Linked DNA regions of Mus musculus: region 1 is linked to region 2. A link is a loop called in an ENCODE intact Hi-C map of the cell type or tissue named here. Cell type or tissue: gastrocnemius. All regions are shown on one strand. Links, peaks and the distances in the headings refer to the core of each region. The heading gives the core; the rest is flanking DNA.

What was found. A loop is a pair of places that touch in the nucleus more often than their neighbours do. Peaks named below come from ENCODE experiments on the same cell type or tissue, not always from the same donor. Only the 100,000 strongest peaks of a DNase experiment are listed, where the experiment ranks them.
Region 1: it touches region 2 in a loop (12-fold over the local background); 36 of 42 quality-filtered maps call a loop at or near these places.

What each region holds. Positions count from the first base shown.
Region 1 is chr9:51,901,286-51,917,402 of GRCm38, forward strand. It overlaps Gm6980 (a long non-coding RNA gene), which reads right to left. Exons shown (of 4, transcript XR_870743.2): 2 at 15,403-15,552; 3 at 14,626-14,663; 4 at 12,191-12,801. 4933407I05Rik (RIKEN cDNA 4933407I05 gene) reads left to right here and starts at 13,144. Exons shown (of 3, transcript NR_040731.1): 1 at 13,144-13,274. In gastrocnemius, for the core only: no CTCF peak of the experiment used is centred there; a DNase peak (open chromatin) is centred at 7,881; H3K27ac peaks cover 490 bases.
Region 2 is chr9:51,326,399-51,342,515 of GRCm38, forward strand. All of the region lies in intron 1 of Gm39338 (a long non-coding RNA gene), which reads left to right. 1810046K07Rik (RIKEN cDNA 1810046K07 gene) reads right to left here and starts at 2,520. Exons shown (of 5, transcript NM_001372554.1): 1 at 2,410-2,520. The coding sequence starts at 2,419. In gastrocnemius, for the core only: a CTCF peak has its summit at 9,076; DNase peaks (open chromatin) are centred at 8,556 and 9,087; H3K4me3 peaks cover 272 bases; H3K27ac peaks cover 383 bases.

The DNA.
Region 1 (16,117 bases), core at 4,489-12,488, 570 kb after region 2:
AACCATCACAGCAGGGAAAGCATACCCATTCAAACCTCCACCAACCTCTACCCTCCATAGCTATTGTCATTACCTTGGGATCTTGGTTGACCAAAACATACATGTGCTTGTTCAGAGGTTTCTAGCTGGGTGGCCAATTCCCATCAGCCTCTGAAAGAGCCAAGACAATGCAGGATGGCTTGGAACAGTCTCTGTGGTCACTACCCCTGCCAGATTCTATGTCAGCAGAGACAGTAACATGACTCCTATGAGATGATTTGCAGCATCCTGCCCCTTTTCTTAGGACACCCAAAAGGAGGATTCCCCAAGGTCCTTGCAATCCCTTGTTTTGGAAAATAATGTTATTCCAACAATTGTATTTTAAGTGTGTTAATATCTCTCTGTGTCTGCCTCTCTGTGTCTGTCTCTCTGTGTCTCCTTTTCTTTCTCCAACAGGAGCAGAACGCATGATTTACATCTGTCACCTATGGTCTGTCTCTGCATACACAGTACTGTAAATTGTATTTTATATCAATTGAAATTGATACAAAAATTCAAATTGCTTCCCCCTGCCCCACTACCTGGGACTACTTTTACTTAACAGTAACATTTTACCAAGGACCAACCTTGGCATACAGAGGGGTTCTGAGAGAAGGGGTGTCTGGGAGTGGCAAAAAGAATGACTTGAAGTCAAGTGGTGGAAGCAAGCTGACAACCTGTGCTCTGCTTGATACAGCTTGTCCAGTCTGCGTCTATGTTCTGCTTTCTCTCTGGAGATCTCTCTGTCTATTTTCTGATTCCTTGCTATTCTAAGAGATCTCTCTGTCCATATCCTGCTTGTGTGTGTGTGTGTGTGTGTGTGTGTTTCCAAGCAGTTCTCTCTTTTTATCCTTAAAAAAAAATGTCTCTGGATAGCTCATTTCCTGCAGAACATAGGTCCAGTCTTTAATTTTACATATCAAACCTCAGGTTTTCCTTTAGATTATCTTATTAATTGGCATCCTGTTTTCCCAGCCCTTTGATTCTTAGGAGACAGGAAGCATACATTTTTACTTAACATTGCAAAAGAATTCAAAGATCTGCCTGCCTTTGTGAAGCACAGACAATAAGCTAGTTGGGTGGGACCCTGCCCTGAAATAACCATTTCTACCACATCTGGGCCTAGCCTCCCTCTGTCCTAGGCTGACCTTGAATTCAGGATTCTGCATGTCTTTGTATCTGACAAGCTGCCTCATAGTGTAGCTGCTGTTGTTCCTTTAGATTCATGAAACTCCTCATAATTCATATTGCATCTTTATATTTTCCTAGCTGAGAAGTTATATATTTTGATCTCATGCATCTAGAGTTCTTTCCCATAGCCTCAAGGGCTGTCCTAAAGGTCCCAGCATTTACCATCTTGCTGAGACATTAGCCATACCTTCATCTCCTGGACCTGCTGTCTTTTTATCATGGAGTCATTAACATTAATAGAGAGGACATTCCTTGGAGTGAGAAAATATGTATGTTATTACACAAACAAGCCTTACGTCCACAGCAGCCATCGGCACTCATGGAGGCTCATACTGGGGCACTCTCCCAGGAGCAGGAACCATGTCACTCTGTACCACAAGAGCTACACAGGGCCTGGCAACATTTCTTTAAAACGTTTTGTTTTGTTTATTTATAATTACCTGGGTGGCCAAGGGTGTGTGGGAGTGCAGGTGTACTATGGAAGCTAGAAGACAACTTGCAAAAATTCAGTTGTCTTCTTCAACTCTGTGAGTCTCAGGATGAAACTCAAGTTCATGGTCTTGCCGGCACCACCTTTAACCACTGAGCCATCTTATCAGTCCAGGAGATGACATTTCTTAACTTCATAATTTACATGGCAACTTGGGAAATCACACATCCCAGGCATGTGTCTCAACTTGTGTTTTCACAGCATAGACACACACAGAAACACATGTTCACTCTTGAGATGCCTGCTGACAAGACTTCTCCTCTGACTCTCAGACACCTGGCTCTCAGAATACACTAGCATCCACTATATTCTTCAGGGGCGTTGAGTAATGGTGACTTCCACTTCCACTCACCTCTCAGAAAAGCTGGAAGGGGTGAGCAAACCTTGCCACCTCCCTCAGATGCATGCATGCGCACAGACACACAGGCATGGACGCACGCACATGTGCGTGTTAAACAGTGTCTCTTTTACTCACATCATAAAATAGGCATATATAGACTGCCATAGAGCTTGTCTTGGGAGTGCTGACGTGCATAACTTATTTAAGCAGTTTGTAGACGAACTCAGGGTTTGCACAGCTGTTCATACTGTTAAAAAGAACTGTTTTAATTCTGGCCATAACAGCAAAGAGGATGTTGAATTCTCATTCTTCCTGTGCAAGCTAAACCGGTCTACCAAAATCTGAAGAATGCTCTCTCCGGGCATCCGATAGCCACATAGCAAACCTGAGTCAGTTCCTCTCCCACACCTATGCTCCTCACAACCCCCACACCTATGCTCCTCACAACCCCCACACCTATGCTCCTCACAACCCCACACCTATGCTCCTCACAACCCCACACCTGTGCTCCTCACAACCCCACACCTGTGCTCCTCACAACCCCACACCTGTGCTCCTCACAACCCCACACCTGTGCTCCTCACAACCCCACACCTATGCTCCTCACAACCCCCACACCTGTGCTCCTCACAACCCCACACCTATGCTCCTCACAACCCCACACCTATGCTCCTCACAACCCCACACCTATGCTCCTCACAACCCCACACCTATGCTCCTCACAACCCCACACCTATGCTCCTCACAACTCCCACACCTATGCTCCTCACAACCCCACACCTATGCTCCTCACAACCCCACACCTATGCTCCTCACAACCCCACACCTATGCTCCTCACAACCCCCACACCTGTGCTCCTCACAACCCCACACCTATGCTCCTCACAACCCCACACCTATGCTCCTCACAACCCCACACCTATGCTCCTCACAACCCCACACCTATGCTCCTCACAACCCCACACCTGTGCTCCTCACAACCCCACACCTATGCTCCTCACAACCCCACACCTGTGCTCCTCACAACACCACAGATCCAGATTTTCTCCAGTGTCCCAAAATGCAGGTCAAACTCCTTGCTGTGACTCTGGATCCTGCTCTCCTCTGCCTCTTCCTTCAGCATTTCTGGTTCAGTTGTTGGTGTGTGCTCAGTAAAGCGCCCTTGCTTGGGCCCTCTCCATGGTCTCTGAAATCTGTGTTTGGGTGGCTTCAAGACCCTGAAGACAGGACATGTCCTTTATTGTCACCCCAGCTTTTAATCCAGTGTCTGATCTGAATAGGTTCTCCATCATCTATGACTGAATTAAGGTGTGGGAAGAGTAGGTGGCATTGGGGTGGGTGTCTCTGAAGTCAAAGATGTCCTGATTCCAAGGACTTCTGCTGTGCTCCCAGGAACTGTGCTGCAAAGCCTCCTTGGGGGATAAGCTTCTTTACAGGAGCTATTATACATCTCATGGCAAAGGACACCAATGACACATGAAACGGATTCCAGAGAAGGAGTATAGTAGTTACCCCCCAACCTTGAAATTAGTTTCCATCTACAGAGCTCTGGGGTTACCAAGCAGCAGAGGCAGGAGGGATGCCTCCCCACCCAGCTTTTCTTTTTAATTGAAATTTTTGTAATATATTCTCTTCACAGCTTCCCCTCCTCCATTGTCTCCCAGGCCCTCTCCACCTCCCATCCAATTCCACACCTGACAAACAGGAAAATTAGAAAAGCAAAAATACAAGAAAAAATTAAAAGCACAAGAAACACACAAAACAAAAGACAAAAAAAAAAAAACCAAAATCAGAAATCATAATATGCACACAAACAATAAAACTTTTTTAAATGCCCAAAGCAATATGAGACTTTTTTTTTTAAAAAATCTACAAAACCCACCATTGAGTTCATTTTATGTTGGTATCTTCTGCTGGGCATGGCCCTGCCCTGAAGGGTGATTTATATACCTAATGAGATTCTGTTGCATAAAACTGAGTTTTCCTTTCTGAGCAGTTATCATGTAGAGATCGATGTTGGTTAGGGCTGAGAGTTTGTGTCTACTCAGCGTTGGGATACCATCTGGCATATATGATGTAGTCCCTGTGAATGCCACCACAGTCTCTGTGAGGTCACATGTGTGCCAGTTCTGTTATGTGTGAAGATAACGGTTTACTTTTTTTTGTCATCTGACCCCTTTGGCTCTAGCAATCTTTCTGCCTCTTGTTCTGCAGGGTTCTCTAAGTCCTGAGGGAAAGTATTTGATTATAGGACTGAGTGTGCCAAGGTCTCTCACTCTCGGCACACTATGGGTCTCTGTATTCACTCCCATCTACTGGAGAAGAAAGCTGCTCTTATGATGACTAAGCCAGTCATTGGTCTATGGGCATAGTAGACAGTCATTAGGAGTCATTTTATTGCTGTGTCCCTTTAGAAGAACAACAGTGTTTTGTTTCCTTCTAGGCCTATGGTCTATCTAGTCTCAGGTTCTTGGCCACTTGAACAGTGTTGGGCTTCCATCTCATGGAGTGGACCTTAAATCTAATCAGATAATAGATTGTCACTCCCATAACATTTGTGCCATTATTGTATCAGCATAGAAAGCAGGTAGGTCACTCTTAGGGGCTTTGGGATTTGTAGCTGGGTTAATGGTTACTTTTCGCCTCTGGTAGAATGCACAGTACCTTCAAGTACCATGAAGTATCATTAGTTAGTGAAGATGAAGGCTCTAACTTCTTCATGTTCAGTGAGATATGTAAGTGTTGTCTTCAGCAATGAATTCTTTTTTTTTTTTTTTTTTTTTTTTTGGTTTTTCAAGACAGTTTCTCTGTGTAGCCCTGGCTGTCCTGGAACTCACTTTGTAGACCAGGCTGTCCTGGAACTCAGAAATCTGCCTGCCTCTGCCTCCTGAGTGCTGGGATTAAAGGCGTGCGCCACCAGGCCCGGCCAGCAATGAATTCTTAACATGAGTTTTTGGAGAACAACCAACAGCCTTGGCAATAGCCTGAGTGGTTTGGAGGTTTCTAGTGCTCACGTCTTGAACCACAGGCAGAAATCAAAGAGAGTACACCAACCCACACCTCCTAAACCGCCCAAACATCACCCCTAACTAGGGATTAAGCCCTGAAATTCTAGAGACAATGGTGGGACGTTTCTCATTCAAACCAACACAAGGAGGAAACAGCACTAAGGAAAATAAAAAGTGGTCAGCTTAGTTAAAGAGTTAGTGTATTTACCAACTGTTTTCAGAACATCATCCTTAGTCCAATATAGGACTGGGTCCCTGGAACAAAAGAAAAGTTTTAAAAAGTCTCAGCTCTCAGAGAATGCAGGGTTCAGTAGAAAAAGTAAGATGTGAAATGCAATACATAAGTAAACAATAAATGAATAAAAGCTCCTATCAATTAAAAAGGACACCAGGAGTAAAATGTGACAAACTCCTTTTATGGGGCCACATGTGCACCCCACATCCTGCATCCTATTCCGGGCCTTTCACAGTCCTTGTCTCATTTGGATCTCCCAGGAGGTCTCTAAGCTGGATGGGTGGGAAAGGGAAGGGGGTAGTAATGAGAGGCGGCAGGGTGAGCCTAGTGTGCTGGGCAGGGCTAGGTGGTCTCTCTGGCTTAAGTTATATCCCTTTGGGCAGCCTTGGGCCAGCCAGCCCAGCCCGTCTTTGGCTGGATGAGGGGCCTGAGCCAATCAATCCTGCAGCCCAGGCAGACCGTGCTGGGGGCCTTGGCGCAGCCCATAATGAATCTGGCTAGCAACAGAACTTATTTTTACACCTCTTCACATTAGTCTCCAAAGACCAGACCTGAACGCAAAGCGAGAAAACATGGATTGATCGCAGCTGTGGATCCATGGTGATTTGTGCTTAGTGCTGAAAAGTGTCGGGTCTGTGGTTGGAACCCCTGACTTTCTGGCCATGAGCCATCATTAACACAAATGCTGATATGTTTGTTCTTCTCCCTTTGTGTCAGGCCCCATCAGCCGACCCTGCCTAACTTCTGCCTTACAAAATTTCCATGTGTTTTAGAGTCATTGTATACAAGATCTTTGTTCAAAACTGCCATGGTCACAGTACACAGAGATCACCAGTCTGTGGACAGGCTGAGGTATTAGTCCTAAGGGCATATAACATGGTCCCTAATACTAGAAGCTGAAGTCAGATGACCTGGGTCCAAATCACAGCACCAACTTGTCTGTTGTGTAACCCAGAGTGCCAAAATCATCATTGTGAACATCTGGCTCTTCTTGGTAAGATGTAAGTAACAAAACCATACATCAAGAACTTCTTGAACTGAAAGATGGTCCTAGTTAGCTTTAACTATCTGCTTGACACAGCCTAAAGGGACCGCTGAGGGGAAAGCCTCAACTGAGCAGTTCCCTAGGTCAGTTTATCCATGAGCATGTCTGTACAGACAGAGTTGCCTTGATTGCTAATTGACATCAAAGGTCCAACCCACTGTGAGTGGTACCATTCCCTAGGCAGGTGTTTCTGGACTGTTTGAGGGAGTGAGGTAAGCATCTGCCTGAGTGAGCCAGTAAGCAGCCTTCCTCCATGGCTGCTTCTTCAAGTTCCTGCAGTCAAGCCTTCCCTCCTCTGAGTTGCTTTTGGTTATGATATTTTGTCACAGCCACAGAAATGAAACTAGGACACGGATCAATTTTTGTTATTGTTTTTCCAACTTGGGGCGGATCCTTTTGTATAAAGATAATGCTTGGGAGTGGCCAGCAATTTCAAATTGCTATGAAAAATGATTATTTGCTATAGGAACTTGCAGACGAAACCATCGAGCATGGCTGCTTACTGGCTCACTCAGGCAGATGCTTGCCTCGCTCCCTCAAACAGCCCAGAAACACCTGCCTAGGGAATGGCACCACCCACAGTGGGTTGGACCTTCTTCTGTCAATTAGACATTCTATAAAAATGCTTATTCTAAATGTGTATACTTACTACCATAGACCACTAACTGAGGACCATGTACCAGCATCACTACAGATCTCACCCAGAAAAGCGTAACCCCTGGCACAGAATGAGAGTGTTTTCTGCTGTGGTGATTATGAGCCCCTTGTGTGTTTGTAAAAATAAAGTACTGGCCAGTGACTTAGCCCATTAATCACACGTACTAGTAGAAAGAGAAATAATCTCCAAAGCAAGATTATTGTTTGTTTAGTTATTTACTTTTGACTAGCAGGGCTCTGACTAAACATTATTGCTTAAATTTCTTGGCATTTGTATTCAGCATTAGGTAATCTCTGGATTTTGTTTTCTTTTGCAGCCTCTGAAGATGCCTTTCATCTCCTAAGGACTGTGGGTGACAAGGCTGATACAGCTATCGGTGGGTTTCTGTGGGCTGTTCTGTAGGTCAGTTCTCTCTTAGCAATTAGAACCTTTCTAAGCATAACACAAAAGAGCTACAGTGGCCTCTGCCTATGGGCTTCTGGGCTGTTTACTTCTTCACAGCAGGCTGAGACCTGTTAGCTCAAAAGTGCTCTGGCACTAAACACAGATTTTTACACATCCAGTTGTTTTTAGTCATAGTCTAAATAAGCAGACATCTAGCCATTTGGAGCCTGTCTACTATGCAGAACCCAGGAGGCTTCATCCAACATCTACAAACCATAGATAAGAAAGACCTGATAACCACAAACCCCAGAAGCCTCTGTCACTCGGCTGAGCTCTCTGACCCAGACTCTTGACATTTCAGCTGGGTCTCTGACCCCCTCCCTTGGGAGTTCCCTTTTCTGCGCAGTGGCCCCTGCAGTAACTGTAGACTCTCACAGATACTTTCCTGTGGTAAGGTATGTGCCACAAATGAGACCTGTCAGAGTAGCACTAGAGTCTGTGTGTGCTACTGCCACCTGGTGGTCATATCTTCCATCACTCAGTCTCCAGAACCCAAGACTTAAACTGTAGCAATGAACCAAATTCGAGGTCTGTTTTCAGTGGTTTGAGCTTCAGTTAAAGGTACCTAAGGCCCAGCAGGCTCCCTACACAGCAATGACAGAAGGAAAACTCTGTTAGGTGTGCCTTCCCACTCCACAAGGCTAGAATTTAAAATCAGAAATCTGCTTACAAGGGCTTTCTTTATTTGGCTTGCTGGCGTGTAGCAGCGGGCAGACTACCCACTAATAGTGACCATTGATTCTGTCAATGGGAAAATGAGTTCTCCACCTCCACAGGCTGTCATGAGGATTGAACAAATTAATGCATATGGTGACATAGTTTCAGACAATACACGGTCACCACAGAGCATCATTATTGCTATCTACATTTCTCCCTCTGAAGGTGCTACCATGGCCTCCATGTCAGACCCTATTAGAAAAGAGACTTAGATTGCCTAAAAAGCTTTAATGGAAATGTAACATTTTTTAATAAAACATTTTATTTTATTTTTATTACTTTTTTATTAGATATTTTCTTTATTTACATTTCAAATGCTATCCCCTTTCCTCATTTCCCATCAAAAATCCCCCTTCCCCCTGCTCACCAATTCACCCACTCCTGCTTCCTGGTCCTGGCATTCCCCTACATTGGGGCATCAAGCCTTCACAGGACCAAGGGCCTCTCCTCCCATTGATGACCTACAAAGCCATCCTCTGCTGCATAGGCATCTGGAGCCATGAGTCCCACCATGTGCTCTTTGGTTGGTGGTTTAGTCCCTGGGAGCTCTGGGGGTACTGGTTGGTTCATATTGTTGTTCCTCCTATGGGGCTGCAAGCTCCTTCAGCTCCTTGGACCCTTTCTCTAGCTCTTCCATTGGAGACCCTGTGCTCAGTCCAATGCTTAGCTGAGAACATCCACTTCTGTATTTGTCAGGCACTGGCAGAGCCTCTCAGGAGACAGCTATATCAAGCTCCTGTCAGCAAGCACTTGTGTCTGGGTTTGGTGACTGTATATGGGGTGGATCCCCAGGTGGAGAAATCTCGGGATGGTCATTCCTTCAGTCTCTGCTCCACACTTTGTCTCTGTTTCTCCTCCCATGGGTATTTTGTTCCCCCTTCTAAGAAGGACTGAAGTATCCACACTTTGGTCTTCCTTCTTCTTAAATTTCATGTGTTTTGCAAATTGTATCTTGGGTAATCTGAGCTTCTGGGCTAATATCCACTTATCAGTGAGTGCATATCATGTGGGTTTTTTGGGATTGGGTTACCCCAGTCAGGATGATATTTTCTAGTTGACTCATTTGCCTAAGAATTTCATAAATTCATTGTTTTGAATAGCTAAGTACTACTCCATTGTACCACTTTTCCTGTATCTATTCCTTTGTTGAGGAACATCTGGGTTCTTTCAAGCTTCTGGCTATTATAAATAAGGCTGCTATGAACATAGTGGAGCATGTGTCCTTATTACATGTTGGAGCATCTTCTGGGTATATGCCTAGGACTGGTATTGTTGGGTCCTCAGGTAGTACTATGTCCAATTTTCTGAGGAACTGCCAAACTGATTTCCAGAGTGGTTGTACCAGCTTGCAATCCCACCAGCAATGGAGGAGTGTTCCTCTTTCTCCACATCCTCTCCAGCATCTGCTGTCACCTGAGTTTTTGATCTTAGCCATTCTGACTGGTGTGGGGTGGAATCTCAGGGTTGTTTTGATTTGCATTCCCCTGATGACTAAAGATGTTGAACATTTCTTTAGGTTCTTCTCAGCCATTCGGTATTCCTCAGTTGAGAATTCTTTGTTTAGCTCTGTACCCCATTTTTAATAGGATTATTTGTTTCTCTGGAGTCTAAGTTCTTGAGTTCTTTGTATGTATTGCATATTAGCCCTCTATCGGATGTAGGGTTAGTAAAGTTCTTTTTTACAATCTGTTGGTTGCTGTTTTATCCTATTGACAGTGTCCTTTGCCTTACAGAAGCTTTGCAATTATATGAGGTCCCATTTTGGAAATGTAACTTCTAGTTCTATGAAATTAAGAATGCTAAGAGAGCATTCTAAACGATTACACACTAACAAATATAGCAGCCCAGATAAAATGGAAAACTTCCTGGAAACACAATACCTACTGAAATCTGTGAGGAAATGGAAAGTCCAAATGGACCACAGCTGGTAAGAAGACTGAGTAACTCATCGGAAGTTCTCCTGGATAATAGGCGTTAGTGCCAATCTATAAGACTCTTGACTAAGACCAATCCTTTACAAATCTCCCTGCTTTTCCCCCAAAAATGAAAAAGATATTTTTAACTCATTCCACAAGGCCACTTAAGTCAGAAAAAAAAGTACAAAGCAACATCCTTATGAATATTGTTCTGATAATCCAAACAATTAAAAGAGAAAATGAAATTTGTCTGTACATTAAAAATGAGTATTCATCACCAACAAGTAGGAGTTATTCTAAAAATACAAAGATAGTCCATTGCACAAAAGCCAATCAATGCAATCAATAAACCGCATCAACAAATAAAGGGACAAAAATTAACCTCTACTGATGCAGTTCGGCATCTGACACAGTTCAGCATCCTTCCATGACTATAAGGAAGTCAGAAGGAACTGAAAGGAACCTCCCTAGGCTAGCAAAGGTTTGGTATTAAATAACACAATTAACGGGATATTGGTGATAGAGGCCCAGCAACTTGTTCCTCTCGGGTCAGGCAGGAGACAAGGTGCCTATTTCATCACTTGTAGTAAACATTATATTGAAAGTTTTAGGTAGAAGAATTAGGAAACAGATAGGGATGTAGCTCCGTGGTAGCGCTCTTGCCTGGCGTGTGCAAGCCTCTGCGGTTAAACCTCAGCACCGCAAGAACAAGAGGGAAAGAGTGAGGGTTGGAAAGAAAGGGGAGTAGGGAAGAAGAGAGACACAGAGAGAGACAGAGACAGAGACAGAGAGAGTTCAATTGTGTGCCTAAGACAATATGATCTTATACATAAAAATTAATGTAGCATTAAAACTGGCACTCATGAATGACAATCATAACTAATAAGTGAGCCCAGCATAGTTGAAGGATCCAGTATGGACTTTCACGGCCTTGCTGTAATGTGTTCTCTAGCAATGAACAAGCTGGGAAAGAAATAAAGAAAACAGCTCCAGGTATAACTGCTAGGAATTAGTCAAGGATATAAATAAAGGACCTATCTCAGGAACGTGAAGAACACTTTGACAGAAATTAAATAAGACAACAGTAAGTGGAAAGGCATCCCAGATTCATGGGTTGGAACATTTAATACTGTTAAGCGCCAGCAATAGCCAAAGCAATCTACAATGACAGAATCCCTCTCAAAATCACAACATTGCTTCTGTAATCATAGACAAAGCTCCTAAAGTTGACATGAATCTAAAGGGGCGCTAACAACCAAAATAATAGTAACAACAGCAACAATAATAAAGTTAAATCAAGCTTCCTAATTTCACATTTTACTGCAATAATCAAAATAGTATATCAGGAGCATAAAGACAGATATACAAAACAATGGGAAAGGTCTGAAAGCCATAAATAAACTCTGGTAGGTATGGGCACATGATTCCAACAAGAGTTCTATGACCATTCAATAAGAATTCAACACAGTGGGGCATGGTAGCACACACTTTTAATCCCAGCACTCAGGAGGCAGAGGCAGGCAGATCTCTGAGATCAAGGTCAGCCTGGTCTACAGAACAAGTTCCAGGACAGCCAGACCCATGTAGAGACCCTATCTCAAAAAAAAAAAAAAAAAAAAAAAAAAAAAAGATAAAACTTCTGTAATTACTTGGCTCATGTGTTGATGAAGAAAAATGTTTTTAAGAGGATACAGCAGCCTTTTCAATAATCTATATTAGAAACCCTGGAGCCCAAGTGCAGAAGAATGACATTGAGCTGGGCATGGTGGCACCTGCCTACAGTACAAGCACTTGGGAGGATTTATCAGAAGGGTCAAAGCCAGCTGGAGTCACATGGGAACAGCCTGTCTCAAACCAAGGACAAGAAACGGAGGAGGAAGAAGGAGAGGGAGAAGAAACAGTAGTAGCAGTTGTTTCTCTGCTTAATACTATTTATAAAAATTAACTCAAGCACATCAGAAACCTAAGAGTAACAACTAAAATTGTAAAACCATGAATAAAACAGGAGGCATTCTCATTATACTGTGTTGGCACTATTTCTTTAATGACTGTGACCCAGGCACTGGCAAAAAAAAAAAAAAAAAAAAAACACACAAATGAGGCTTCGTTGGTTTTTTTTTTTTTTAATTCATTCCAGAACATATCGAAAGATTCTACCAAAAGAACAAAAGCGGCAAATCAGAGAAGTGAGGAAATGTTTATAAAGCACATATCTAATGAGGGATTGGAGTCCAGAATACACGAGGAGCTCCTGTGACCTGACATCAAGCGGTAGCTTTATTAAAAATTGGCAGGGAACTTGAACAGACTTTCTCCAAGAGGAAATAAACAAGGGATCTGTGAAGACACACTGAGTGAACAAGACAGGCACACAGGAGGATAAATACTGTGTGCTTTCACTTACGTGAAGACACTAGTCACCATAGGCTCGTGGGGAAGGAAAATGGGCTGTCATTATCAGATAGGTAGAATTTCAATTCAAGTGATGGAAACCTTCTGCAGATAGATAAAAGTAATGGGTATAAAACACCCATAGCACTTAACACTTCTCTGAACTATATACTTGGAAATGGCAAAGGTGGTAAAACTAACAAGTTTATTGTGCCACAGTTTTTAAAGGAAGACGAAAGAAACTACATTACTTGAGTTTCATGAACATTTCTTCCACGGAGGTGATATGAATTGCATCCATCTTTGATTCAAACACCAAATCAAAGTATGACTCCATCCAAGTCCATCCTGGGGAAACAATGAGTTTATTGGGAGTTACTGACAAGGACATGGATGGTCTCAAACAGTCCACTAGACAGTTTTAACCCAACGTGGGTAATGGCTTCCCCATGGCCATACAGATGAAGCCTTCTTCTCCTAGTGTCCCCAGACTCCCCGCAAATCCTGAACTCATGTGCAATTTGGGATCAGCCTTTACATTTTTATCCTCAAGACAGCATTTCATATTATACCCTGTTTTATAACTAGACTTCTGTAATGTAATCTCTTAGTGCGAGAGCTCTCCAAGTAGTAACCTATGTGAGGTCATCTGCCTAGAGAACAGTGTGAACGCCCCACCCCCACCCCCACAATCTCTGAGGTCCATAGATCTCAGGTCTGCGTGAAATTGTCTCAGCTAGGCCTAAAGTCACCGGGCCGCCCGAGCCTCCCTCTCAAGGAGCCTGGATCTTAGCCTGAGAGATGAAGAAAGCCACTACGGGGTATTGATCCAGGAGGGGACATGAGGGAATTATGGTTTTCAAAAGCTCACTCAGGCTGAGGTGTGAAGAGCCTGGCTTGTACGAGTAAAAGCATGGAAATAGAGTGGCTAGTTAGGTAACCGCGGTGGCCACCATCCAGAAAGAGCTGACGACAGCGACTGATTTATCGGAACTTCTCTGGAAGCCTGTCTTAAAGTTCTATTTCTCTGAACCAGTAAGGGCTGATAATAATGGGTGGCCTCCAACCGTCAGATGGGAAGAGGGGAACGGCTTGTGTGCACGCAGCTGCACAAGCACAAACCAAGCTGACAGATCCCATTAACCTGAAGAGAAAAAAGCCAAGGGCAGGCAGGATAGAAGCAGAACTTAGCCCCTGGAAGGAAAACCCCACCTCTCTGACTCACTGACCCTCCCATTGGCTCAGGCATGCTGGGAGTGGGAGGGATTGCCTGTCCGGGATTCCGTGGGCTGTCTTAGCAAAAGTTCATTCCAACTTTCCTGATGTAGAGACAGTCTTCCAAATTGGAAAAGCCATCCTTGAACTATCTGGCTAGGATGTGAACTGTCAAGAAAGCATTGGGGAGCCCTGGAGGTGTCTAAAGGGGGGATCTCTGCCTTTTTAGGTTTGCTGACTTCTTTTTTAACAACATAGATAGCCCTGGGCTTTTTACTTTCAGGAATGGTGCATAGGGTTTTCATCTCGCAGGGACAGAGGGTGGCAGGGACATATTGGCGAAGTCTGCCAGCCTCCACATTAAGAGAGTAACTTTAGATAGGGCGGTCTAGCCATTCCTTGGTTTACCTTCTCTTCACAATATAGGAATAAGCAGGCTCTGTCTGCCAGCCCTAATTGATCCCGCTCCACCCTATTGCATGCAGAACGGAGGATATTAGCACCTGCCTCTTATCAACAAGGGGAGACTAAGTCCCCACCTTGCTGCTTACAAATGTATATGACATACTGCCTACAGGCTAACACCATTTGCAGAATATTTGAGAGCCTCCTAGTTTCCAGCAGTCACTAATGATAGGTGCTACAAGTGAAATGGTTAACAAATTGTGTGAATCACTTCTATAGGAACAACCCAGAATGAAACTTGTACCAGTGTCCTGTTTATACCATTCCTCCCTGCAGATGGAGCAACTACCTCATCTCCTATCCTCTGACCCAGTTTGTGGGGTTGTATTCTGACCTTCAGCTTCCCAGACACCAACAAAGTAATCTTGGATACATTCCGCTCACCACCACAGAGCCTTGGGCTCATGTGACCTGTGTTCCCTGCTGGGCCTGCTTTCTGAGTGCTAAGATTGACCTTATAGTCCCCTGAACCTCCTGTGCCCTGTTGCCTACCTGGACATTGCTTGAGTCAGATCCCAGATGCTTTCCACCTGAGCTTGAAAATAAAATACATGTTACACTTGAATATCACTCATGTACCAACATATTCATTGCATGAATATGAATATTCATATTCATGTACCAACAGTCCGTTCATATGGCTGCAATTTTCTCTTTCAATTTTCCTTCCCCCTTTCCCCTCCCTCCGCCTTGCCCTGGCCTCTCTCTCCAACTTAATTCTTCACCGCCATCTCCTAGAGCATCAGTTCTCAACCTGTGGGTCATGAGCCCTTGGGGGCAGGGGATGCTGAACAATCCTTTCACATGAGTTGCCAAAGGCAATCCTGGATATTATACATTTATATTACAATTCATAACAGCAGCAAAATTACAGTTATGAAATAGCAACAAAAGCAATTTTATGGCTGAGGCTCACCACAACATAAGAAACTGTATTTAAAAAAAAAAAAATCACAGCATTAGGAAGGTTGAAAACCACCGTCCTAAAGCAATAGACCTCAAATCCAGTTACACCTTAGAAACATATGGGGATATTACTGAAGTACAAATACTTTTACCCACTGTCCAGATGAATTGAGACTTGCTGCTTTTCAAGGTTTCCGACAGAGAGGCTCAAACACCAGGTCCCTAGAGTATAAATCCCAGCTGAGAGGGGCACAGGGTGATCAGGGGCTGCCAGGGATAGTGGGTGGGGACCAGGCATGGATCACAAGTATAGACAGGAACAGGCAGACCAAGAAAGCAGCCTAAGTGGAGGCCAGAGCTTACTCTCCTCACGTGGCTCTGCTCTGCTGCTGACTTGTTCTGGCAAAGTCGTTATAGAAATCCGAGTCTAAGGAGGTCACTGAATCTCCATCTTGGTAGTTGTCCTGGTCAGGTTTTTTATCGCCACGATGAAACACCATAACCAAAAGCAAGCTGAGGAGGAAAGGGTTTATTTGGCTTACACTTCCACATCATAGTTCACCATTGAAGGAAATCAGGACAGGAACTCAAGCAGGGCAAAACCCTGTAGACAGGTGCTGTGAAGAGGCTGTGGAGGGGTGCTGCTTACTAGCTTGCTCTCCATGGCTTGCTTAGTCTGCTTTCTTATAGAACTCAGGACTGGCAGCCCAGAGATGCTACCACCATAATGACCTGGGCACTTCCTCATCTATCACTAATTAAGAAAATGTCCTATAGGCTTGTCTACAACCTGATCTTATAAAGGCATTTTCTCATTTGAAATTCCCTTTTCTCAGGTGACTTTAGCTTGTGTCAAGTTGACATAAAGCTAGCCAACGCAGTAGTCCTGGTCAGGAAATGGTGCTGTCCTTGAGCGCTGAACCAAGATGCTTGTGGAGTAGAAAGCTCCAAAGGGCACCAACAAGAAGTAGTAATGGGGCTCCCTCAATCTCCCACACTTCCCAAAACCTTACCAGGATTCAGAGGTGCTAACTAGAAAACAACTACTTCTAAGATGGCACAGATGGCTTGGTGACAC
Region 2 (16,117 bases), core at 4,860-12,859:
AACTTGAGAAAAGCCATTGGGGTTGCTAAGGTTCTTAGAATATGGGCAAGAATCATATCATAGGACATAGAGGCAAGCCCTTGATTTTGAGTGTCATGGGAGCAAGCATGGTGAGGAAATGAGATTAGCCAGATAAATGAGTTTTGTAGCCTCAGCATGGAAACGTGAACATCAACTCTGACAACAGTAAACGCGAGTGCATTAAAATTTCAGCAAATCAATGGTGCTTAGCATAAATTTTTACATCCCACCCGGGACAGCTTTATTTCTTTGGAAGAGTCTCTGTTCCTTGTGTTGGACAGAGTGATATTCAGGGTTCATAAATGTCCCTGGTGTTTCCACTCCTACTCATTTTGGCCCGCACCGTGTGCTGTGTCTATATAAAGAATCTACACCTGCATCAGCACAGAGAGCTGGGGAGAGGTTTTATTCAAATGCTCTAGATACAAACTTACATTCAGATCAGTTGTTGGGAAAACAAAGATGAGTGTTTCCAGAGAGGGAGGGAGCACAAGGAAACCCAACCGCGGGAATTAACTCATCCTTTAGAATTGGGAAAGAAGTTGGCACTGCAGGGTTGTGACTACATATCTGTACCCAAATGTTTCTGTCACACTGTCCCCTAGTCCCCTCTTCTTTGGAGAATTTGACCCATAGTAGACTTAATGGGGCTGTTGTTTTCATTTGTTTCATCACCATTTCCATCAAAACAAACTCAAATATTCTAAGATTAATTTGATACTTATGATATCGGTGACCCTTCCCCGAGGTATTTTTAGTTATGCCAAGTACACATATGATATTTGAAACATATCCTTATTTTAGTACTTTAATGACATTTTGAGATGTATTATCTTGCTTTTGAATTCTTTAGAGAGGCTAAGGAGGTGCTGGTGACATGAAGCACGGAAATGAAATGACCTGGTGAGACAAACATCCAATCAGACCTCCCCTACAACTTCAGCAAAGACGTTCCATTCTGAGTTCTGTAACCCAACGACAGCACAACGAAGTCAGTGGGCACAGCTCTGAGTCATAGCTCCTTACATCACTGTATATAGTTCTCCAGTCACTCAAAAGAGTCAAAGAATACTGAATGGGTGGGTTGTTGATGGGTACAAGCCTTTGTGCTTGTTCCAGATTCTGATTGTGAGAGAGAGGTACTGAGGTCCCAAACAGTGCAGCAATGATATAGTGTGCTTGGTCATTGTCAGGGTTAACTGTCCCTCTGTTGTACCTTTTCCTCATCCCGCCCCTTGGCTCTGTCTGCCTCACTGAGGGGAAGGCAGATACTCTCTCAGAAACACCGGTGCTGCTTGCTGTGCCTCTACTAGAAGCTTTCTGTGTGTGCCTCTGCTTCCGATCTGGGAAGCAGGGGCATTAGCTTTATTGCCAGGAGACCACCAGAGGTGAAAAGTCTCCAAGGTCATCAAGTCCAAAAGTTTGCACTATTAATCAGAAAACGATGTCAACGGTTCATGGCATCATCAGCTTAAAGTAAAGATGGGACATTTCGAACAGGAACAGTCAAATTACTGGACATGTTGGGATTGTGTGGAAGTCATTTCATCCACAGTGGTGACCCACAAGCTCTCTCATCTTCTGCCTCTTGCCTATTAGCCCTTCCAGGGGGAGTACTGACTGAGCTCTCCTGCCAGCTAAGGCCATGTCATAGCAGGCAGGTGCTCTGAGCACTCCGTCCCAATTCTTAGGTTTTAGAATCATAGTTGAAAGAGATACATCACTTAAAATGTATCAAGTTATTGTTCAAAGTACTTTATAATGAATTTAAAAAGTATTCTTCTGTCATTTATTAACACTTAATATGCTAACATTGACATCTCAAATTTGTTCTGGATCAGGTGGGTTCTATTTTACACCAACACTAACACATACCAGTTCAGGATGAACAGACAAGGAGAGACCTATATGTACTTGGAACTCATGAAATGACTCTCAAGCCTCTTCCTCATCATATATTAGCAGAACAGCCATTGTCATTAACCCAAAGAGTTTAAAATCAGTTGCCAAAAGATGTCTCAAGATCTGTACACATGTGGATTTTTCTGTCCTTTCTTTATAATTGAGGGCTTCCAAGAAAGTGCTACATTGACCACAAAGTTCCACTATTCTGGAAAAGTTAATATTCAGGTCATCGTTTAATAAGAATCACTTGAGTAGATTTCTTGCTCAGAACAAATACCCACTTAAAGCCAGTGCAGCAAAATCAAATCTACAAGCAACACATTGTGACCAGAGTTATAAGAACATCACCAACAATTGGCTCCTGCTTTGTTCTCAGAGCCTGATAGTGCTATTGCGTTTTTATATCTGATGACACCAAGACTATAGTCAGATCTAAGAATTAGGATTTCTGAAGATTGTTTTTAATTGTAATAATCAACTCACCGCTGTCCATCCTGGGTGGTGCCACAGTGCCAGGCCTCTGAGAAATGTCCTTAGGGAGGGGTCCTGAACTCTTGGTTAGTTCAGCCTGGTCCTGTGTGAAGGAAGCCTTCTGCACACCGAGTGATGCTTCTGCAGTCACTTGCTTCAGATTTGATTAAATGCAAATCCTCTGGTGTATGTTTCTCTCCAATTTGCATCCCCAATGCAGATTATATATGAAGGTACTTTTCCCTCTCTCTAAGGATTTTTATTCAGTAACAACGAGTTTCCATTAGGACACAACTCTCTTAAATGTTTGTTATGGAAACAAGGTGGCTATTATTTGCTTCATGAATAGCAGTGGTGTTTTTCCATCTCTTAAATTAGGGTTTGGCTTTAAATAGTAGTGTGTTATATGAAAAATTCCATATTGCCCAGTTGCTACTGTATTTATATTACTTAGACCATATTACTTAGATTTTTAAAAGCTGGACACTTTTCAAACATAGTTAAAATTTTGGGAAGTTATTTTCATTTGCAAATAGAAATAAAATCTCATACCATTTAAATACATGTAGATCACTTTTTAAATTTATAAACAAATGTGTGTGCTACTGCGGAGATTCATTCATCAAGTATTTGTAAGCTGCCTAAAAAGTCTCTACCAAGTAGCCCAGAAGCTAACGATATTCAAAGTGGTACACGGAGAACCACTTCTAATCAAACTTCTTCACTGAAAATCTTTTTGGTGTATTATACTACAAGTTCCTTTGGAACAAAAAATGTAAAGAAAACAGAATTTAGGTATTTCAGCATTTCCTCACACATCTTTACCCCACAGTTGCTGCTTAATCTAGTTTTGATTTTTTGTCTCCTATTCTAAACAAGGTTAGAACTAGGCATCTTCCGAAATTCTTCCCTAGTCATTCTAGATTTGTACGAGTGATGTCTCATAGATTCACACAGGCATTGCCTGGTGGTTCTCAAGGACCTGAGAGAGATCAAAGGAATCTAGAACAACAGTTTATACTAGAGCAGTAGTCCTCAATCTTCCTAGAGCTATGGCCCTTTAATAGAGTTCCTTGTGTTGTGGTGACCCCCTACCATAAAATTATTTTCATTGCTACTTCATAACTATAATTTTGCTACCATTCTGAATCATAATGTAAATATCTGTTATGCAGGATATCTGATGTGACCCTCTTGAAAAGGTCATTTGATCCCAAAGGGGCTGAGAACCGCCATGATAGATACTTTGTAAGAGAATTAAGAGCTTCTGAGAGCACAAGACTTTAGGTCTCTTCCACTGCATGGACAGCTGCAGATAAAAAGAACTTCTGGAATTTTCTGATGTGTAAATTTGTATACTCTAAGTTAGTGTTCATTTTTTTCTCCTGGAATGTACCATTTGTGGTCCCTGGATGTTTAGGAGAAAACCAGAAAGGGCAAAACTTGTCTCATTTTCTCTGTTTCCTAACTGCACAGATCCTGTGACTTGTATTCAAGCAGGGGAAGTCTAGCAATCAGACGGACTCATCTTATGCACTCCCAGCCAGCAATTCAGAGTAATTCTTATGAGCTTGTTAAGTGGACTACTCACCATCTCTATCATAAACTCCAGCAAGCCTGTAGAGTCCTTAAAACATCACACTATTAAAAGAGCCTGGATTAACTGAAAACATTCCAACCAGAATACAATAATCTTAGCACAGTTATGAGTTCCTACTGCTGACAGAATGAAGAGCAATCTTCTTAGCTGACTGTCAAGGCTCTCGGTGATCTGTATCCACCCTTCCTTCCTACCTGTCTGTTATTATGTCCTCCAAACATCACAGTTTCTCATGTGGATTTTGGACCACTTTTCCCAGAATCACTTGTCTATTCCACAATTCCATAGTCAGAATATTAGGTGGTCGTGCTAGGTAATTTACACTGTAAAGAGTCACTCCCATGTGCTCTTAAATCCCAAGGGCTGATGGCCTCTACAGAAGGTATGACAGATCACTCGAATTTTTTTAAATTTATTTTTGAGAGGTCTACTGTATCCTAGGATGGCCATGAACTTGCTATATAGGTGAAGGAGGAGACCTTAAACTTCTGGTATTCTTACTCCTACCTGCCCAGAGATGGGATTACACTTGTGTGCCACAGCTGTGTTGCCGCGGTGCTGGAATCCTAACCAGGGCTTTGTGCATGGTTGGCAAGTGCTCTACCAACTGACAAATCTCCAGCCCTGCTCAGTGCTGCTCAAGGGAGCTGCAGCTCTTTGCATCCTCTTTCTTTGTTTATAGTAGCCTCAAGCCAAAGCACTCTTCCCTAACCTTGTGCTCAAGAGAATTCTACAGAGCTTTAATATTCAGCCACAAATATCATTTTTCTCTCATGGTTCACTTGAATATATACCAAAATGATTTTACTAACATGAGAGCTGTATAAACGCCGTCCTTTCTTGTGTGTGGTTTGTCATACACCCTCTTCTTTCCCTCCTTCCCCTTTCCCCCATTTCTTCTTCACAGCCCTATAACACAGATGACTAAAAAATCAATTCAAGAATCAAATTCCTGATGAACTTGAGGTGTTTCTGGTTGTACTTGCCTGGTTGTGTGGCTCTACTTCACTGTAGCCTTAGTCCTGAACACGGGACACACACACACACATTACACTGATGGTTTTCTAGCATGCAGTGCCCATGAGGGTTTCCTGAAACACTTCAGGTCACATTCCCGATTATTACATGTTATGAAATAAGGTGGTTTTGCTGTACATACAAAGTTTCTGTTCTTGCGCATAGCCTGACCAACATATCCATCCAGGCTGTCCTTTTTGGATTATGCCCAGAGCTGTCTTCATACATTTCTAGATATGTGGCTTTGATGTGTCGTGTGTGCGTGTGTGTGTGCGCGCATGTGGGTACTCATGGAGATCAGAAACCGGTGTCAAATCCCCATGGAGTTTGTGAGCCACTTGATATGGGTGCTAGGAACGGACCATGGCTGCTCTAGAAGAAAGCATGCTTTCTTAACCCCTGCATCGTCTCTCTAGCCCTGGCACAATACTTCTAATGACAATTTTTAATCCTAATGTACTCTTTTTAAAATATGCTTTGACATCTTACAAGATATTTAGTCAACTTACACAGTACTTACAAAGATGTAACTAGGGTGACCCTGGCTGTCCAGGTTCCTTGGGACAGTCCCCATTTATATTTATCACCATGTGTCACCTGGTGTTCTTCTTTTACTCTCCAGAGAGTCTCAGTTTGGAGAGTCATGTGGTCAGGCCCCCATGGTAGCTATGCAGCGATGCAGGCAGGGACAGTTACATCTTAACTGCTAGTTAGAAAACCTCTATCTCGGGAATGTGGAGACATGAACTCGTGTAGCTTAGAGTTCATGAAATAAGAAAATCTTCGTAAGATTTATTAGCCCAAATGTTGATGTCTCCAACTCATTTCTCTAATAAGAAAAACAGAGTAATTTCTGTAGGTCACCCAGTGCTTGCCGGGCTTGCCTGTAAAATGGCTCTTAAGTGTGAAAGCTGGGGTGACATTGCTGGTCCTATTTTGGGAAGTTCTGAAAAGTTTGGGTCTTGCTAAAGGATATAAGTCACTGCAGGGTAGATCCATGGGGACATCTTGACCTTATTCCTTTCTGTCCCTCTTCGTCTTCTTCCTTACCACCATGATAGATGCCCTGATTTATCATCCCCACACCTCAGACCACGGACTGCAACAAACTCTTCCTCCCTTAAGTGTTTCAGTCAGATATTTGGTCATGGTGATGTAAAAGTTACTACACTGAGTGTGTGCAAGAAAACAGCAAGATCCACATCATTACGGGCTGACTGCTTAGTGGAGAGCAGAGTCCTGACTGAGGGACCAGAATGCAGTGTGGGCAGCGTCACTTGGAGGCTGCTCTTGTCTCTAGGTACTTAAACTTCATCGAAGTGCTTATTATTTAAAAATGTGTGGTTTTGATAAACATCATAATCTCTCCTCTCCTAAATGGTCAGTGTCCTGGTTTTGTTTTAGTTGACGTTCCATGTTACAGTCATCATTGTGGGGAAGTCAAGGCAGCGAGGACTTGAAGCAGTCAGTCATATCACATCCATAGTCGAGAACAGAGGGACGGATGTGTGCTCATTCTGTTCCCAGCTAGCTTTCTCTACTCATACGCATTTCAGGGCCCCAAATCAGGAAGGGTACTGCCTGCTTTTAGGCTGGGTCTTCTCACACCAGGGAAAGCATTCAAGGGAACTCTTCATAGATGACTGGCCAAGTTGACCTAGACAACCCTGCACTGAGACACTCTTTCTAGGTGATTGATTCTAGGTTATGCCAAGTTCACAACCAACCAAAATGTTCAGAAGCAATACCTTTCTTTCCCTCCTTTCTCCATTTCTTCTTCTCTCTTTCTTACTTCTCCTTTTAGACTGCCTTCCTTTTCTCTCCTCCGCCCTTCCTCTAGAACCTCTTCTTTCATTTTCTAATCACTGCCACGGCTGTCAACTTGACGACATCTGGAGTTAACTAAAGCCTAAGCGGCATCCCTCATCAAACTCCAGCTTTCTCTTTCCTGGCTTGTGAATTCCTTCATTTTCCACCATCAACATTTCTATTCAGTCCACCTTACTCATCCTACAATTCCTGATGTTAACTCCCCAAGTGACTCCTGAGGTCCCTAAATGAAGGCTAGGTATCAACCTTGAATCCAAGTCCCCCCCTGGTAGCACAGCGATGCCAGACTTTGCCTGGTGGCCTGTATTGTCCCTCCCATTTGCTCCCTACAACCACCTGCATCTCCAAGCTCCAGACTCAGCTCACAGCACTTCCCACTGCTGACAGCCTCATCTTGTCCCTCCCAAGAGTCTGTCCTTTCAATTAGGTCTCATATAGCAAGTGCCCTCTCTTGTCCTGGATCGAGACTGATCCCTCACATTTAATCTTTACAGATCTTTCTACTGTTCCTAATTTTCTTGGTGGAACTGTATCCATCTACTCCCTTGGACTTCTCACTAGATCTCCAGTTCTAAGGATGAGTGTACACGTTGCCTGTGGAATGCAGGAGGCATTCAAATGTTTAATGTGAGAAAATTTCTTTTAATGAAAATGAAGGAAAAAGTTCTCTAAAGGACTCTGCTCAGAAAAATAAAAACAGCTTACTACCCTTCTGAACAGCAATGAGAGAGAGAGAGAGAGAGGAAGAGAGAGAGAGAGACAGAGACAGAGACAGAGACAGAGACTGTTAACTGTGGCAGAGATCTGACCTATAACTAAGAGAGTCCTATCATGACTGACCAGTAAGACTATATGGCTCCTGGTGAAACTAGGCTTTCAGTTCAGCTTAGAAAAGTTGTTAAGCCAGGTAGTGGTGGTGTACGCCTTTAATCCCAGCACTTGGGAGGCAGAGGCAGGCGGATTTTTGAGTTCGAGGCCAGCCTGGTCTACAGAGTGAGTTCCAGGACAGCCAGGGCTACACAGAGAAACCCTGTCTCGAAAAACAAAACAAAACAAAAAAAAAAAAAAAAAAAACAAAAAAAAAAAAAAAGAAAGAAAGAAAGAAAAAGAAAAAAGAAAAGAAAACTTGTTAGGAGGCCTTGTTCTAGTCAAGGCAAGAGCGACCTTGAAAGATAAATGCAAAGGCGAGAAAAAGAAACAATGAAGAGGACCAGCGGGTCTGCAATCAGGATGGATATGAAGAGGAAGGAGAGAGAGAAAACTGTCACGTCTCCTCCCCAGATTGGACTGAAGGGGAAGAGTTAAGTGTGCCTTTCTCTGCCTTTGTCTGAAAGCTGGGCCCAGGGAAGGATGGAAACACCCGAAAGCTCATTCATGGAGATCTATGGAGCAACCCAATCAGCTGTTTGGTTTTCTGGGCTTGGAAACTAGTACAAATCTACGCTAAGCCACCCAAGACTGGCTTTGCCATTTAACCGCCTCATGTGCAGCTGACACGAAGGCAGGAACATTGCTTAGAGCTTTAGAAACTGTGTTGAGTACCTGTACTGAGTTCCCTCAGGCCATCTCTCCCAGCTGCTCTTTAATAAAGCTCACTATTCACAGGCCGGATCCAGATCACCATTCTGGAGAGGCCCTGATAATATCCATTGACCTGCTCTTCCAACCTTCCCAGAGAGGGTGCTTAGAGCTCCGGCCCCAGAGGTTGTTGTCTCAGTCCTGCTAGGCCAGGCCCCCTCAGGGTGTTCCTTAAATTGTGTCAAGGGGCAAGAGTTAATATTTGCCAGCACTTGAAGCCATAGGAAGAGGACCCTTCCCTAACATATTCTGAACAAGCCCCACAGAAATCTGTGCTCTGCCAAGAATGCATTTTTTTTTCTGGTTTGTCCCCTACCCACTGCGTTATCAGTCTCTGCATGGACTTACTTGCCTGTAGGTGCTAACTAGGGTCTACAGATATTCAGGATGATTCTAAGCTTGAAGAGGTATTTGGCAGAGCACCACGTCAAGAATAAGTTACTAAGGTGTGGGGTTTTGATCACGTACATTCTATCTATTCCTTGCTTTGGGACAGACACATTGGGCAAAATTACAGTCCTTGAACAGGTTGGCATTTAAAAAAATGCAGCATCTAATGATTTGTAGCTATTAGCTACAGGGAATGCAGAAAGCAAGCCATGAGCTTGGGGTAGGTCTGAGTTACTCCTGGATGTACTTCCAGCTTTAGCCACGAGGTGACGCCTCAACTCTATATGGAGCTCACTGGAGGACTTGTATGGCAGCTGGGCTAATCAGACCTTTCTGGTAACTACAGAGACACAGTCACGGAGGGTGTGGACTTTTTTCTTCCTTTAAATTCTGGACAAACCAACCTGAATGGTCCTTCGTGAGTGGCTGCGGGAAAGGAGGCCATTTCCCACCATTCACTGCAAAGTACCCCGCCCTCTTTCTCTCCTGTAGGAGGGAAGAAGGGAGAAGATTGGTGACCAGATGGGGCTGTTGAACTGCGAAAACATGGCTATCATTTATTAGCGTGCTCCAAGTTACAGACTAGATGGAACCAAGCAAACTCCAGCCCCCAAGAGGCTCTGGCTTATCATGGGGACACTCACAAGATAGTATCTAGCTTTTTCTCCAAGAAAGAGCTCTGATATGATGCACCTTGTGGTCAGGGACAGCCCTGCATTTGAGGGACAATCTAGTATGGGGATGGCAGCCTGTTCTTTGGGTTTGAAGGTCTAGCTGACCTTTGGGAGGCAGAAGCTCCTCAAGATAACACCTAAGGCTGGCTGCTCCAGGTTCCCCCCGACCCTTGCGCTTCTTTCTCTTGTAACCATTGCACATCTAACTGGCAGGTTTTTCCTTTTGCACACAAGCACACACGCACGAATCTTGCTTTGCTAGAAATACAACTCTTGAAATTACTTCGTTTGAAAATATTCGTGTCGTGTTTCCTCTGGCCAGGTGCTGCGCTTGTAGGTTTTGTACGGGGTGAGATACTGCTGAGAAATACATCTGCGTTGACAGCCATCTATAAGGAGGGCTGCTTTCTTCTGTATATGACAAATTCATCTGCTCCTGGAGTTAGTGTGGGGAGATATACAAGTGAGCAGAGAGGCAGAGTGCTGAATACAGGAGTCATCTATTCTGTATCCCATCCTAAATGGCATTCATATCACCCCAGGAAAACCTTGGGAACCACACTGGGGCTAACCTCTACTTTCCTTAGAACAACTCTCTTCCACTTACAGATTTGTACTTTAAGGACCGCAGGTTGTCCTTCATTTAGTGGCCTGCTGACTGATTGTTGGAGCAAAGTAGTGGCTGGAGAATGAAGGGGAACAGTGTCCTCCCTCTTGTCACAGGAATTCTGAATGCGCCCCTCCCCCATGGGTGAGAGGAGGGTTTCTTTGCTTTTGTTTTTTTTTGTTGTTGTTGTTGTTTGTTTTTTGTTTTTTGATTAGATATTTTCTTTATTTACATTTCAAATGTTTTCCCCTTTCCAGGTCTTCCCTTCAGAAACCCCCTCCCCCCTCCCTGGCCTCTATGAGGGTGCTCCTGCACCCACCCACTTCCATCCTACCACCTTGGCATTTGCCTACACTGGGACATCCAACACCCTCAGGCCCAAGGATCTCTCCTCCCACTATGTCCATCCTCTGCCACGTATATGGCCAGTGCCATAGTCTCTTCATGTGTATTCTTTGGTTGGTGGTTTAGTCCCTGGGAGCTCTGGGGGTCTGGCCTATTGACACTGTTGCTCCCTCCATGGGGCTGCAACCTGCCTTAGCTCCTTAGGTCCCTTCTCCAAGTCCTCCATCAGGGACCCCACCCTCAGTCCAGTGGTTGGATTGGAGCATCTGCCTCTGTATTTGTCAGGCTCTGGCAGAGCCTCTCAGGAGACAGCTGTATCAGGCTTCCATCAGCAAGAACTTCCCAGCATCCAATGTGGCCTTTCCTTCAGTCTATGCTCCACACTTTGTCTTCATATTTCCTCCTGTATTTTGTTCACCCTTCTAAAAAGTACTGAAGCATCCACATTTTGGTCCTCCTTCTTCTTAGGCTCCATATGGCCTGTGAATTGAATCTTGGGTATTCCAAACTTTTGGGCTAATATCCACTTCAGTGAGTACATACCATATGTGTTCTTTTTTTTTATTATTAGGTATTTTCCTCGTTTACATTTTCAATGCTATCCCAAAGGTCCCCCATACCCACCCCCCCACTCCCCTACCCACCCACTCCCCCTTTTTGGCCCTGGCGTTTCCCTGTACTGGGGCATATAAAGTTTGCAAGTCCAATGGGCCTCTCTTTGCAGTGATGGCCAACTAGGCCATCTTTTGATACATATGCAGCTAGAGACAAGAGCTCCGGGGTACTGGTTAGTTCATATTGTTGTTCCACCTATAGGGTTGCAGTTCCTATTAGCTCCTTGGGTAATTTCTCTAGCTCCTCCTTTGGGGGCCGTATGACCCATCCAATAGCTGACTGTGATCATCCACTTCTGTGTTTGCTAGGCCCCGGCATAGTCTCACAAGAGAGAGCTATATCTGGGTCCTTTCAGCAAAATCTTGCTAGTGTATGCAATGGTGTCAGCATTTGGAAGCTGATTATGGGATGGATCCCTGCATATGGCAATCACTAGATGGTCCATCCTTTCGTCACAGCTCCAAATTTTGTCTCTGTAACTCCTTCCATGGGTGTTTTGTTCCCATTTCTAAGAAAGGGTAAAGTGTCCACACTTTGGTCTTCGTTCTTCTTGAATTTCATGCGTTTGGCAAGTTGTATCTTATATCTTGGGTATCCTAAGTTTCTGGGCTAATATCCACTTATTAGTGAGTACATATTGTGTGAGTTCCTTTGTGATTGGGTTACCTCACTCAGGATGATACCCTCCAGGTCCATCCATTTGCCTAGGAATTTCATAAATTCATTTTTTTAATAGCTGAGTAGTACTCCATTGTGTAAATGTACCACATTTTCTGTATCCATTCCTCTGTTGAGGGGCATCTTTTCTGACTGAGTTACCTCACTCAGGATATTTTCAAGTTCCATCCAGTTGTCTGCGAAATGAAGTTGTTTTTCTTTTCTTTTTAAAAAATTACTTTATTTTTTACACTCCATATTCCATTCCCCCATCCACCCTTCCATTGCTCCACATCCCACACTTCCTCCTCACCCCTTGTCTCCATGTGGATACCCCCTAGCCCCCGCCCCTTCACCTGACCTCTAAACTCCCTGGGGTGGTGCATCATCTCTGAATGAACACAGACCCAGCAGTCCTCTACTTTATGTGTGTTGGGGGCCTCATATCAGCTGGTGTATACTGCCTGGTTGGTGGTCCAGTGTTTGAGAGATCTCAGGAGTCCAGATTAATTGAGACTGCTGAGTCACCTTCTCTCTCAGCTTCAATTCAACCACAGGGGTCAGCTGCTTCTGACCATTGGTTGGGTGCAAATATCTGTATCTGACTCTTTCAGCTGCTTGTTGGGTCTTTCAGAGGGCAGTCATAATAGGCCCCTTTTTGTGAGCGCTCTGTAGCCTCAGTAATAGTATCAGACCTTGGGACTGCCCCTTGAGCTGGATCCCACTTTGGGCCTGTCACTGGACCTTCTTTTCCTCAGGCTCCTCTCCATTTCCATCCCTGTAATTCTTTCAGACAGGAACAATTATGGGTCAGAGGTGTGACTATGGGATGGCAACCCCATCCCTCACTTGATGCCCTGTCTTCCTGCTGGAGGTGGGCTCTATAAGTTCCCTCTCCCTACTGTTGGGCATTTCATCTAAGTTCCCTCCCTGTGATTCCTGGTAGTCTCTTACCTCCCAGGTCTCTGGTGCATTCTGGAGGGTCCCCCCCTTCCCTGTAACCTCCTATTTCCTGAGGTTGCCTGTTTCCATTCTTTCTGCTGGCTCTCAGGGCTTCAGGCCTTTTCCTTCACCCAATACCAGATCAAGTTCCCCTCAAGGGAAAGTGGAAGTAGTTTTTAATAGCTGAGTAGTATTCCATTGCGTAAATATACCACATTTTCTGTATCCATCCCTCTGTTGAGGAACATCTAGGTTGTTTCCAGCTTCTGGCTATTATAAATAAGGCTGCTATGAGCACAGTGGAGCATGTGTCCTTGTTATATGTTGGAGCGTCTTCTGGGTATAGGGTGTCTGCTTCTTGCTGTTAAGTGGCTGTTAGCTTTCTTAGCTGAGGAATAGGATTCCTTTCTTCTTCATGACATACAAGGAGTGGAGCAACAGTGGAACACTGGGAGTGAGGAGATGAGCCCCGGCCGTGTGGAGGATTACAGGTGGAGGTGGAGGATGGTCTTTCACACCTAGCACTCCATCCATTGTCTATGCAAAGCCTGCTGTTCACAGTCCTGGGAAGTCTCTGGAATTTTGGAATGGTATTGGTGAGAAAGGAGTACCACAGGAACCCTGGCCAAGGTAGAACTGTTTAGAACTGCTCAAGATCATGATAATTCCCTCTGGGAAGCCATGGCAGGCTGTTCGCCATCACACACTCCGGTGATGTTATCCCATGGATCTGCAGGTTGGCCTCTGCTCTGGACCATTCTAGGGCTGCCACGCTAGCTTTGCTGGTGTCAGGGGAGGATTTAGCTGGAAGCTTGATGGTCCAAACTTTGTGATCTAACCTGAATTTGTGCTTGATTGCTTTCATAGAATTTGCTAGTTACAGTAAATATGGTGTATTTACAGATATATTCTCAAGTAGTCAAATCATTGGCATTTCTTGAATTAATTTTAAGGCAATACTTCTGCACTAATAGTGTACACTACAGAAACGTTGAAGATATGTGTCTCTCATTTGAGGTCTTTGTAAAGTAGCTGGAGAGTAATCTACAGAATTAGTAGGCTTGAACTTAGCTCTGACTTATGACTAGGCTATCTCAGAAACAGCCCTTTGCCCCTGGATCTGTGCTTATTCTATAGACACAGACAGATTATTAAAATTGAAGGTTCAACCAAGGCAACAGATATTATTATTAAAGAGACACAAGAAAAGAAGTATAGAAAAAAATTAAAAGTTAAAGGTTAAGAATGGTGTCAGGTTCATATATCACCTACCCAAAGAATATGGGGCTAATGTGTGAAGTTAAATTTTAATTAAATGTATAATTTATTTATTTTTATTATTAATGAAATGTTTACTTTGTGTGTGTGTGTGTGTGTGTGTGTGTGTGTGTGTGTATGTGCGCACATGCACATATACCATAACACAAATGTAGAGTCTCAGAATATAACTTTGGAGAGTCAGTTCTTGCCTTCCAGCATGTGGGTCTAAGGGAACAAATGAATTAGTGTTGATACAAAGTACCCTTGTCTAATGAATGATCTTATTAACCTATTTATGCTTGTCTATCTGTCTTTCCTTCTCTCTCTCCCTCCATCCCCCATTCCCTGCCACTACCATCTCCTCCTCCTCTCCCTCCTCTTCCTTACTTTCTGCCTTGTTGCACGAGAAGACTCTAGTAGGGCTGTCAGGGGCTCCAGGTGATCTCTAAGGATTTCTTCCTTGAGTTCCTCACAGTAGGGAAAGCATAGGTAGCTGTGGAGAGTCCGTGTTGTGTGTTTCAGTGGGAGCAGCCTGCTGGCCCTGAGAATCAGGACTGCTAAGGTTCAGCCTTGATGGGAGATGGAGGATACTACCCACTTCCTGGAGCTGGGGTGGGAAGAATTCTGCAGCTCCTGAAAGACCCCAGGGAAATATCTTTTGAGTCTTAAACAATGAATCCCTAGAGAGCCTGAAGCCAGTGAGCAGAAACCCGAGCTGGGGAGCAACAGCTTCTGATTCAGTAGACTTAATGTCTGCCCTTTGGCTTCAGCCTACAGGGTCCCCCAAAAGTAGTGACTATGGAGAGAATTTGCATATGGTAGAGAAAGAGCTTACTTTCTCCTGCAGCCTTGGGAGGCTTCAGTGGGGGGGCTGGGGGTGGGGGACTAAGGTGGGAGAGGACTAAGGTGGAGGAGGACGGAAGGTGGGGGAGGAATGAGATGGGAGAGGACTGAAGGCAGGGAGGACTGAGGGTGGGAGGACTGAGGGTGGGGAGGATTGAGGGTGGGAGGGCTGAGGGTGGGGAGGACTGAGGGTGGGAAGGACTGAGGGTGGGGAGGACTGAGGGTGGGAGGATTGAGGGTGGGAGGATTGAGGGTGGGAGGACTGAGGGTGGGGAGGATTGAGGGTGGGAGGACTGAGGGTGGGAGGATTGAGGGTGGGGAGGATTGAGGGTGGGAGGATTGAGGGTGGGAGGATTGAGGGTAGGAGGGCTGAGGGTGGGGAGGATTGAGGGTGGGAGGACTGAGGGTGGGGAGGACTGAGGGTGCACACACAGCTTTAGTCCTCAGAGTGTTTGAGAGGAGGAGCATCTTCAGCATCTCTGAAGAGGGCATTTACTTTCCTCACTATTTGGTTTCCTCGTCTGTAAGACAGGAATGCTAAAAGCTAGCACACCCTTTTGGTTCTTTGTTTTAGTTTTTTTCTTAGTAAAACCTTTGAAACATTTTAATAATTATTATTTTTAATTTATTTTTGAGAATTTTATGCATGATTAAACTTTTTTTTTAAATAAGTTTTAGGTGTATAGATTGCATAGTATAGCGGTCCCAAATGTCCCTAACTAGCTTCCTTGTTTTATATCTGATATTACTGTGCTGTATTTGTTACAACGGTGGATCTACTCTATGATTGGCTGGAGTACACATTTAATTCTGATTTTCTTTTTAGAGTCTTAATGCTCCCTTTCTAGTCCAGGGCCTTGGGCCTGAGGTACCATTTCACCTTGTCTTTTGCTTGGCGATGATGGATGGGACTGGTCTTGGCTGTGGCTCACCTCAGATATCCTTCTTTACAATGGTCCTGTTAATCTTGAGGAGAGCTGTCGAGGGTTTTGTAGAATCTCTATCTCTGTTTTTATCTGATAATTTTCTCTTGATGAGTCTGGAGCATTTAGGGGTGAGAGAATAGGAGGAAGACAGACCACACAGAAATCCAGGACCAGTTTACATGACATCACGTCATGACTACATACAATCATCTCTTCTTGAAGGCACCATTTAGCATTGTTTCCTTCTGAAGAATCTCATTTACTCTTCAGAAGTAAATATCTGTAGACACCCTTAAAAAGCAGAGTTGCACCCTCCTTCTTAAGGGTGGAATAGCACCATAAATTATTTGGACTTCTGCAATGGAAACTTGTCTCCTCTCTGACATTTATTTAATCACTTTCGACTTTATTTACTGGACAGTTAGCAAATACTTTG